3 separate regions of the Homo sapiens genome follow, and all the other regions are linked to region 1. The links are chromatin contacts, found by Hi-C or POLR2A ChIA-PET in ENCODE. All regions are on one chromosome and are shown on one strand. Each heading gives the region's core, a stretch centred on a gene start or an enhancer-like site at or near the end of the contact. The rest is flanking DNA. Distances are from core to core; before and after follow the strand shown.

What was found. Hi-C counts contacts between places; a loop is a spot of excess contacts on that map. ChIA-PET counts read pairs that join two places held with the same protein, here RNA polymerase II (POLR2A). Pooled maps may share reads with other maps.
Region 2: a loop to region 1 is called in a map of mammary epithelial cell, with 6 times the contacts of the local background. The contact joins two enhancer-like sites. A Hi-C loop is called at or near these places in 3 of 168 maps with a recorded cell type or tissue (PC-3, mammary epithelial cell and prostate gland) and 2 of 50 pooled maps.
Region 3: a loop to region 1 is called in a map of mammary epithelial cell, with 4 times the contacts of the local background. The contact joins two enhancer-like sites. A Hi-C loop is called at or near these places in 5 of 168 maps with a recorded cell type or tissue (IMR-90, PC-3, head of caudate nucleus and 2 more) and 7 of 50 pooled maps. POLR2A ChIA-PET finds 5 or more read pairs at or near these places in 2 of 52 experiments (BJ and WTC11).

What each region holds. Positions count from the first base shown.
Region 1 is chr12:115,751,627-115,754,764 of GRCh38, reverse strand. All of the region lies in intron 1 of LOC105370003 (a long non-coding RNA gene), which reads left to right. Among named protein-coding and RNA genes, the nearest start is that of LINC02463, 130 kb to the left of the region's middle. Within about 2 kb of position 1,665, at least 2 of the 41 ENCODE cell types and tissues checked have a DNase peak (open chromatin) inside an H3K27ac peak, as active enhancers do.
Region 2 is chr12:114,998,745-115,001,882 of GRCh38, reverse strand. No RefSeq gene overlaps it. Among named protein-coding and RNA genes, the nearest start is that of TBX3, 320 kb to the right of the region's middle. Within about 2 kb of position 1,687, at least 3 of the 41 ENCODE cell types and tissues checked have a DNase peak (open chromatin) inside an H3K27ac peak, as active enhancers do.
Region 3 is chr12:115,154,370-115,157,507 of GRCh38, reverse strand. All of the region lies in intron 1 of LOC124903081 (a long non-coding RNA gene), which reads right to left. Among named protein-coding and RNA genes, the nearest start is that of TBX3, 470 kb to the right of the region's middle. Within about 2 kb of position 1,592, at least 4 of the 41 ENCODE cell types and tissues checked have a DNase peak (open chromatin) inside an H3K27ac peak, as active enhancers do.

The DNA.
Region 1 (3,138 bases), core at 416-2,915:
CAAATATTTTAAAGAAGAGTTTTACGTATTAAATATTAAAAAACTAGACACAATTCTAGTTTTGTGTCTGCCTTTAAATAATCAGAGTTGGGCCATCAGGTTTCAAGGAAAAAACATTCATTCAATGAAATAATGAATAGCAAAGCTGGATGTTTCATTGACGAAATGTTTTCCAGGGATTTTGACTTTATTATAAATGAGGTTTTATCTCAGGAACTAAAAATACTAGAAAGGAAGGAAATCAACGAAGGGGCTGAAAATACTAGGAAATATTAACCAAGTCCTCCCCTTGAAGAAAGATCTGGAATTTGTAGATGCCTCTGAAAGTCTGAGCAAAGTACAAACAAAAGAAACTATTAGAATCCCAAAGACTTGTTCAGTGTAGAAAGCTTATACACATCCGACTAGTGAATGTGTCTTCTTCAGGGTGGGTGCTTTTGAGGATAACAGATCAAAACATGCACGTGTATATATGCAATGTGTATTACTTTTCATATATTTGTCAAAATTTACGTAGATGGCCATCTAGGAAAACTCCTACATGGTGCAGTTGGAAAGAGAGTATTTGATTTTTGCATGTTATCGACATACTTCCTGAGAATATTACAAATAAAAACATGTCATCCGTTCTTCTAAAGAAAGACATCTTTCTTCTCTCTATTGATTTTGGCAAATTTACTGTCTAATTTGAAACCTGAAGTAATAGAGGCAAAATAAACCCTAAAGAAGGACATCTAACTATGGGATTTTCCATTTTCTCTCTAAGAGATGGCACAGTTATTTAAAAAGGAGAACTCCCAGTGTTTCCTCTGGTTTTAAAGGACAACAAAAAATGTAATAGCCTGGAAAAAAGAAATGAGTCCATTTGATCTTAAGTAGAAATGCTTATTTTCATGGGAAACGCCTATCAACCTGATCTTGAAATATACCTGAATGAGCTGAATTCTTGCTCCTTTGGCAGCGCACTCATTCATTTCAGTTTCTTCTATTTTATTTTATTTTATTTTTTGCCTTTGTTCTGTTATGGTCTCGTAAGCTCTCAGAGGATCATAAATCTTTTTGCAAACTGTGATATGCTGATTTGGAGATCCAGATTAAAAGTGTGCAAAATTGGAGTTTCAAAGAGTTGCTATTATTATTATCTATTAACATAACACTGTAATAGTAATAACAAAAACATCAATAATAAAAGCAATTATAAAAGAGTCAGTCTTTCCCAGATTTTTCATTTTGCCTTTAAATAAAAAAAAAAGTGAAAAGAAGGCTTTGTTTCTAAATGCCTATTCCCAATAATGGAATAATGAGATATTAATATAGTAAAAAATTCATGCATTCCTATGCCTGAAGCTATACCATTAGATTCTTTTGGCAGCCTTGAAATGGGGTGGTGTGGGCATTTAGTGGTGTGGGCTAAGCAGGAAGATGTCTTATAAAAATAGTCAGCAGATGGCACTCCAGCCTCTGCTTACTAGTTTTGGACCTGATTTGGTTGCTGTGCTGTTCTTGGACGTTCAGACTAGGTTAGGGACAGGCACTTTGGGCCTGCTTTTGGATAGTTGAAGATACTGTCAAGAAATATAGAGAAGGAAGAAGGTAATCAAGTCAAGGAGCTGTATTTGGTGGTTGCTGGGCTGGCCGGCTCTTAAGAACCTTTTGCTAAAGCTAGAAAGGAACCATTTATCTTGGTATGGGTGTATTTTGCCCTGCCACACTGGGCGGGAAAAAAACTATTACGTCCTCAGATTATTCAGATTCTTTCAGGGATTCAGGAAAGAAATGAATTCTTTGGTTAGTGGTATAATTACAACACCTTCACATGCCCCGTGGTAATGGAAGACATTAAAAAAGTTTTCCTCAAACCTTTTCCCAAAAATTTCTGCTGAATATAAATCATCACAATAGGAATGCCGGTGGTAGTGGGAGAAAAGGGAGATGATCATGTGTGGTTGTGTGTTTGTGCAGTTGTGTGCATGTGCAGGGCATTGTTAGACATGACATTGTTAGAAATGGGAAGGCAATTGACAGAAGAATATGATGTTGAATGATGAGGATAATGGTTGAAAGCAAAAGTGACATATATTATGAAGGTAGAGTCAAATTATCTGAACTAAAACTGGGGATGCATGAACCAAAATTTTTTCTTGACCACTTCTCAGTGTGAGAGGCAAGGATGGGAATTAGTTCAGAGGCCAAAAGACTTTAAGTTCTGGGACAATGGATGATTATAGAAACACTGCTACAAAGCATCTAAAGTGGGAAGAGTCCTCAAAATCGGGGGGTGTGGGGTGATGGTATTTGGCCACCAAAGTTTGGGGAGAAAAGGGAAAAAGAAGTTTTCATTTTCACAGAGGATTCGAGGTCTTCAAAACACAGCTTCCAAGTGCAGTGAAAACCTCAATGTACTGGAACCTGGCCAATCAGAGCCAAAAAGGCAAATAACCAGGAAACAAGTGGCTATCAGGAATGTATTAACAACAGAAATAACAAAACTTTTTATGATACATCCTGGAGTCTAAGTGAACCAGTTCTTTATCTCTTTTGCATTTTCTGCAGCTCTAATTTTATATAAGACAGAAAAATCTATTTTTGTTTATTCAACATACTATTTTAGAATTACAAAATCTTAGTTAGAAAAGCTGGCGGTAGAATCCAAGCCCTTACTCAAGAAATGAATTCATCCCAGTACAGAAATAATAATTGTGGATCATAGGTCCTTTGTTGGAACCAGAAACTGTGCTTGGTGTTCTACATTTGTCATCTCATTTCATCTTCATCAAAATTCATGAGAGAGGTCTGTTCTCCCACTTTATAGGTGAGGAAACAGTCTCAGAGAGGTTAGGTCATTTGCCCAAGATCACATAGCCTGAAAGATAAAGCTAGAGTTTAAACACCTGGCAGAGTGAGCCTCAAACTAGGACATTTAAGCATGGTTTTCAAGTATACATTCTGAGGCAAGAAAGGGCTCTCTGTTAATGAAGAAAATCCATTGAACCAAAAGTCCCCTTGACCTTTCCTGGAGCAATGTCCCAGGGGAGAGAGATATTTGAGGTATTGAGAAATGGGAAGTGAAAACTTACTGTCCTAAGGAGATGCCATTTGGGTGGAGGCTGAGAGAAGCCAACAATTCTTTTTCTTTTA
Region 2 (3,138 bases), core at 438-2,937, 750 kb after region 1:
TTTCCCATGATCTGTAGTGGTAGCCCCACAAAACAAACACTTCCGGGAGACTCTAATCAGGTTTTACTGAAGCTCAACTGTGGGTGTGTTTTGTCCTAATCCCCGAGACAAGGAACCCCAGAAAGGAAACTCCTGTTGCTCTGAGGTGGAGGTCAGGCCCTTCTGCCGCCCCTTCAGCTCTGACAGCCAATGCAAACACCACAGCCCTGCCCTGGACACCCTTCAGTCCTCTTGAGCAACCAGAAGCCAAGAAAAAGCAACAGAAGTCCATGCGAAAAGTGGAGAAGAAAAACCTCAGCCTTGAGTGGCAACCAAATCAAATAGCAGCGCCTCATCAGCCAGTTCACAGACTTGAGGGCAAAGGGGTTTCATTTTTTCTTTCTCCTCCCCCCTTCGGCTTTCTTCTCCTCCTTCTTCTTTTTTTATACTTAAAAAGAAAAAAAAATACTCATTACAACCTAGGACCTTAAGAAGTAGGAAGGGAACTGGAAGTATTAGCAAGGCTGCTTGAGAGTTCCAGTCTTTGCCTTTGAATGGACAAAGACCATGAAGGCTACAATGTCTCATCTCTGGGCACATATGTTAAGAGTGTTTGGGGGGTCAGGTGCAGTGGTTCACGCCTATAATACCAGCACTTTGGGAGGCTGAGATGGAACACTTGAGACCGGGAGTTAAGAGACCAGCCCGGCCAACATGGTAAACCCCGTCTCTGCTAAAACTACAACAATTAGCTGGGTGTGGTGGCACATGCCTGTAAACTCACCTACTTGGGTGGTTGAGGCAGGAGAATCACTTGAACCTGGGAGGCAGAGGTTGCAGTGAGCTGAGAACGTGCCACTGCACTCCAGCCTGGGCAACAGAGTGAGACCCTGACTCAAAAAAAAAAGAGTGTTTGTAATGACATAAATCAATGTATGCTAACTTCAGGGAAAATGTTGAAGAAATTATAAAGATTTGGGGTTATATCTGGGAACTAGAAGAATCTCAGGTATCTAGACATTTCTCTATCTCCCTTTCTCTCCCTCTCCCCCCACCCTTTTTTTTTTTTTTTTTTTTTTTTGAGACGGAATCTCACTCTGTCACCTAGTCTGGAGTGCAGTGGCGCGATCTTGGCTCACTGCAACCTCCGCCTCCCAGGTTTAAGCGGGCATGCACCACCACACCTCACTAATTTTTGTATTTTTAGTAGAGACCAGGTTTTACCATGTTTACCAGGCTGGTCTTGAACTCCTGATCTGAGGTGATTCACCCACCTCAGCCTCCCAAAGTGCTGGGATTACAGACATTAGCAACAGGGTGCGGCCCATTTCTCTTTCCTGATTCAATCTTTCTCTCTCTCTCTCTCTTTCTCTCTCCCTCTCTCCCTCCCTCCCTCCCTCTCTCTTTCTCTCTCCCTCTTTTCTATTATTTTATTCTTCTTCCTCATGGCAGATTATCTTTTCCTTCTTCCTTATCTCATTGGCAAGCGAAAGATGGCTTCCTGTAGTAGTCACATGAGCATATTACTGTCCCTGCAACACAGAATCTTCATCTAAGCTTCAGTTCTGTCTTCTTGGGGAAGATATTTTTTATTTGTCCCCTGGGGCTAGATGCCATTTCTGGTCAAACAATTGTGGCCGGAAGAAATGAGTCACCTTGGACAAAGGCAGGTGCAGAGAAACCTCCCCTGCGAATTGTGGGAAGAAAAGCAAGGGCACCATTATCTGCTGACAGACACCCTGCAATTCTCTAGCACATTCCAGTCGCAGTGACTTCATGTTTCTTTCATCCTGGGAACTACTTTCATTCATTTATTTTATCTGTTAACTTCTTTATTCATCAAATATTTGTTGAATATCTGTCACCCTTTGGTCTTATTTATCTTTTTCCATTTACATAATGACTATTCATTTAATAAATATGCCTATCATGTGCCTGAGGTTATTATAATATACAAGATATGCTAGTAAGTAACCAGTTATATGTAACTTTCTTCTAGCAAAGCAATTCTAATCATTGCATCAAAAAAGAAATTTACTTTTATGAGCAGTTCTCAAACTACAAAGCAACTTTTGTACGCTCTCAATCCAAAATGACTTGGCCAGGGAAGAAGAAACACTTTTTCTGTTTAATCTGCCTCCTTACAAAACCCAACTGGAAGATTTCTGTGCTGTAAACTGACAGGGTCAGCAGGGTGGTGAGGGGAAGAGTCCGTCCTACTCTGGAGTTGAAGAATGTTAGATCAAGTCTATTCATCAGGCTAATGACAAAACCATTAGCCAACAAGAAGACAGACACATCTCTGCCAGACACATGAGACTTGCAGCAACTAATAAGCAGAATCCCCACGGAAATGAATTAGGGGTCAAAGTAGAATCATTTCATAGCCTGTTCTTGTGGGAGCGAAAAATGGGTGTGATGTGCTTGTCTCCTGGTTTTTTTAAATATTTCAAGGAACTGACCTGTAAAATGCCACTGGAATGACATATCTAGCAGATGTTCCTCAAACATGAATTATCTAGAACCCTGATGTATTTCTACCCTGACAGACCTGCCAATGCAGAAAGACAGATTGACACTTTTTTCTTCTGCAAACAAGAGGAGTGAAAAGACAGATCTTCCAGAATATTATGACTACCCTGGGGTCCCCAGGCGGCAATTCATCCAGCAAATGTTTGTGGGGCACCTACTGCATGCCAGGCACCTTTCGAGGCACATGCTGCTAGAACCAAGGAACTACAGAATTAGGACTTGGCCATTTATGTTTGGTTGCAGAGTCCATAAGTCCTCCCTACAATAAAACATCCAGAGGAAACTGACAGAGGAGCAAAATTCATCCCAAAACTGTGCACATTAAAGGGGGAAAAGAATTCCACAGAACGATGAGATTTTCAGCTGAGCTGTAGGAAAACAGACTTCCTCTCTTCCTCTCTAAAGAGCCTATTTTTTTTCCATAAACCTAAAGCCATGGCAAAGGGACAGCAAGACTCAGCCAGGATGGCAGCAGACTCATTGGTTGCTGCCCCTTTGAGGAACTTTTCTACTTTAACTCTTCCCTGCCTCTGCCGTTCAGCATCAAAATGTTATTCTCTTTTTCAGGACTCCCTAGACAAACAAGAGAGGCGTTGTGAGCTCCCCCAACTCTGGAGACCTTGAAGT
Region 3 (3,138 bases), core at 343-2,842, 600 kb after region 1:
CGGCCTCCCAAAGTGCTGGGATTATAGGCGTAAGCCTCCGCGCCCAGCCTAGTTCTCCCTATCTTATGCCCCATACACCCTACTTCCTCTATCATGTTTGAATGATTGGATTAATGTCTGATTTCATTATTCTTTAAATTCATAAAGATAGGCTCTAAATATGCCTTTCTTTTGCTACATCTCCAGCATCTCATGTGGTGCCTGGCACATACAGGTATTGAAAATATATTTGTGAATGGACAAATAAAAGAGGGAATTTCTGGGTGTAGATTTCCTCTGTTGGAAAGTATTCTTAATTTTCCCAGGCCATCCCAATGGCAAGTGATATTTCCACATTGCAAAGCTGAGCGGCAGTGAGTTCTGAAACTTTCAGAGCTCACAAGATCCTCTGTGGCAGTCAGTCTAGGCTAGCTGTTTTTCAGATGAAGAAACTGAGTCCAGAGGTAAGGGGATGCATCCAACTGACCTAATGTGCAGACCTGGGACTGCAACTCAGAACTTTTAACTCCTAGAATCTTCCACAAGACAAAAGGAGTGGAATTCCCTCACTAAAATTGATAATTCCTTTAGTGTAGAATAATTGGGACTTGCCAGTTAGAGATGGAGGTGACTGAGGCAGTTATTTGCAACAAAGTAGCTTTCTCATTAGAGGTAAGTATTGGGGTATAGTAAGAAAAGAAAATTAAATAAAAACATGGGTTCAAGAAAACAAGGGCTCAATTCTTGTATTATCTCAGAATACCCACAATGTCTTCATTTCTAAGTGGGTGTGATGATGCTTTATTAAGGGAATTTTATATTTCACATGAAGCAATGCCTGTGTGGCATAGTAAAGAGTGTGAGAGGCTGGCTCTGTGGTGGCTTGTGCCTGTAATCCCAGTGCTTTGGGAGGCCAAGTTAGGAGGATTGCTTCAGGCCAGAAGTTAAAGACCAGCCTGAGCAACATAATGAGATTCTGTCTCTACAAAAAAAAAAAAAAAAATTTCCCAGGCATTGTGGTGCATGCCTGTACTCAGAAGGCTGGGGCAGGAGGATTGCTTGAGCCTAGGAGTCCAAGGCTGCAATGAGCTATGATTGTACCATCGCACTCCAGCCTGGATGACAGAGCAAGACCTTGTCTCTACATCTCAAAAAAAAAAAAAAAAAAAAAAAGGAAGGAATTTGGCTGGGCTTTGTCTCTGGTTTCTAAATGGGAAACCCTAAATCTTTGGAATTTCCTGAGCAATAGGAGTCTTTGTTACTCATGAGCCTCTCAGACCATACCTGAGTTTATGGTAAGAGATGAGGTGACTCAGGATGGGGGCTGGTCAACCAGAAACACTAATCACACAGTTAGACATTTGAGGCTTCGAGACAGCCTAACCACTGGGAGGGGTGGCTGATGAAGACCAGGTTTGACCATGTGGTCCATGATTCAATCCATCATTGCTATGCAATGTAACCCCAATAAAAAATCTAGACACCAAAACTAATGGAGCTTCCTGATGACCAAAAACACTGATGTGTCAAGAGGGTGATGTACTCCGATTCCGTGGGGAGAGGCACGGAAGCTTTGTGTTCGGGACCTTCCCAGACCTCAGCCTTATGTGTCTCTCCTTTTGGCTAGTCCTGATTTTGTATCCTTTGTAATAAAACTATAACTCTAGGTATAGTTATTTCCTGTATTCTCTGAGTCATTCTAGCAAATTATCCAGCCCCTTTCAAGAGTCATGCACTCTTGAATTTTCAGCCAGTTGGTCAGAAGTGTGAGTGGCCTGGACACCCTCAAGCTTGTGGCTAGCATCGGAAGTGAGTATAGTCTTACTGGGGAGTGTGTCCTTCACTTGTGGACTTGGTGCTAACACCAGCTGGTGGTTAGCATCAGAATTCAGTGTAGAATAGCAGAGTGTGAGATGTTTATGGTAGACTGTGGCCACACTGGTTTTGTCTTTATCACAGTTTCCTTATTTCCCTTCCTGTGATGGTCTCAGAGCCCACCTTCTCTGCTGGCAACCCACTTCATGTGACTTGACTGGGATCAACAATCCCTTCACACCTCCATCACACTAGTGGACACTTAACTGAAAGCAAATTGTTCAGACTTTCCCAGGACTTTTCTATAGGAAAGATGGTGGCTTTCAGCTGGAGAATGTGAACTGTGGTTCTCCACTGGCCACCATGCCTGTCATGTGGATGGAGTGTGCCTGAGAGTTGAAGAGAAAGGCAGCCTAGTCAATCCATGAGTCTTAGATCAAATAACACTTCAGAGGAGTATTATTCAGTTACATGAGACAATAAGTCACCATTATCTTTTTGTTGTTGTTGTTGTTGATAAAAGTAATTTGAATTGGGTTCAAAAGTAAGCTTACCATCAATGGTTCACTGGATAAAGCAAATGTGGTACATGTACACCATGGAATACTATGCAGCCATAATAAAGAATGAAATCATGTCTTTTGCAGCAACATAGATGGAGCTGGAGGCCATAATCCTAAGCGAATTAATGTAGGCACAGAAAGGCAAATACTTCCTGTTCTCTCTTATAAGACGAAGTTAAATATCAAATACACATGGACACAAAGAAGGAAACAATAGGCATCAGGGCTTACTTGAGAATGGAGGGTGAGGATTGAAAAACTTCCTATCAGATACTCTGCTCATTACCTGGGTGACAAGATTATCTGTACACCAAACCCCTGTAACACACAGTTTACCCATATAACAAACCTGCACATATAACCCTTGAGCCTAAAATAAAAGTAGGAAAGAAAAAAATAAAGTTTAAAAGTAGGCTTAAAATCCCCAAATTTTCCTTTTAATTTGTAGCACACAACAACCCACACTGCTCCCTTCAATGAATAATGTAAATGGCTACAGATTCTTCTACCTTTATGGAGAGAAGTGAGTTCTCATACCTCTATACTGGAGACTATGCTGGCCCTATTGATTTGTTTGACTGATAAAATGTGGTAAAAGGGATGTTGACTTCTGACACTTAATCAAAAGAAGCCTCGAGTTTCTTCTCAGACTTTGGAACACTCACTTTGAGGCAGGACACCACTATGTATGAAGTCTGACCACCCTGGAACTGCCATGCTAGAGAGACCACCCAGGGAACAATTGAGAGGACACGACCACCTGGCACCCAGCTGGCCTAGC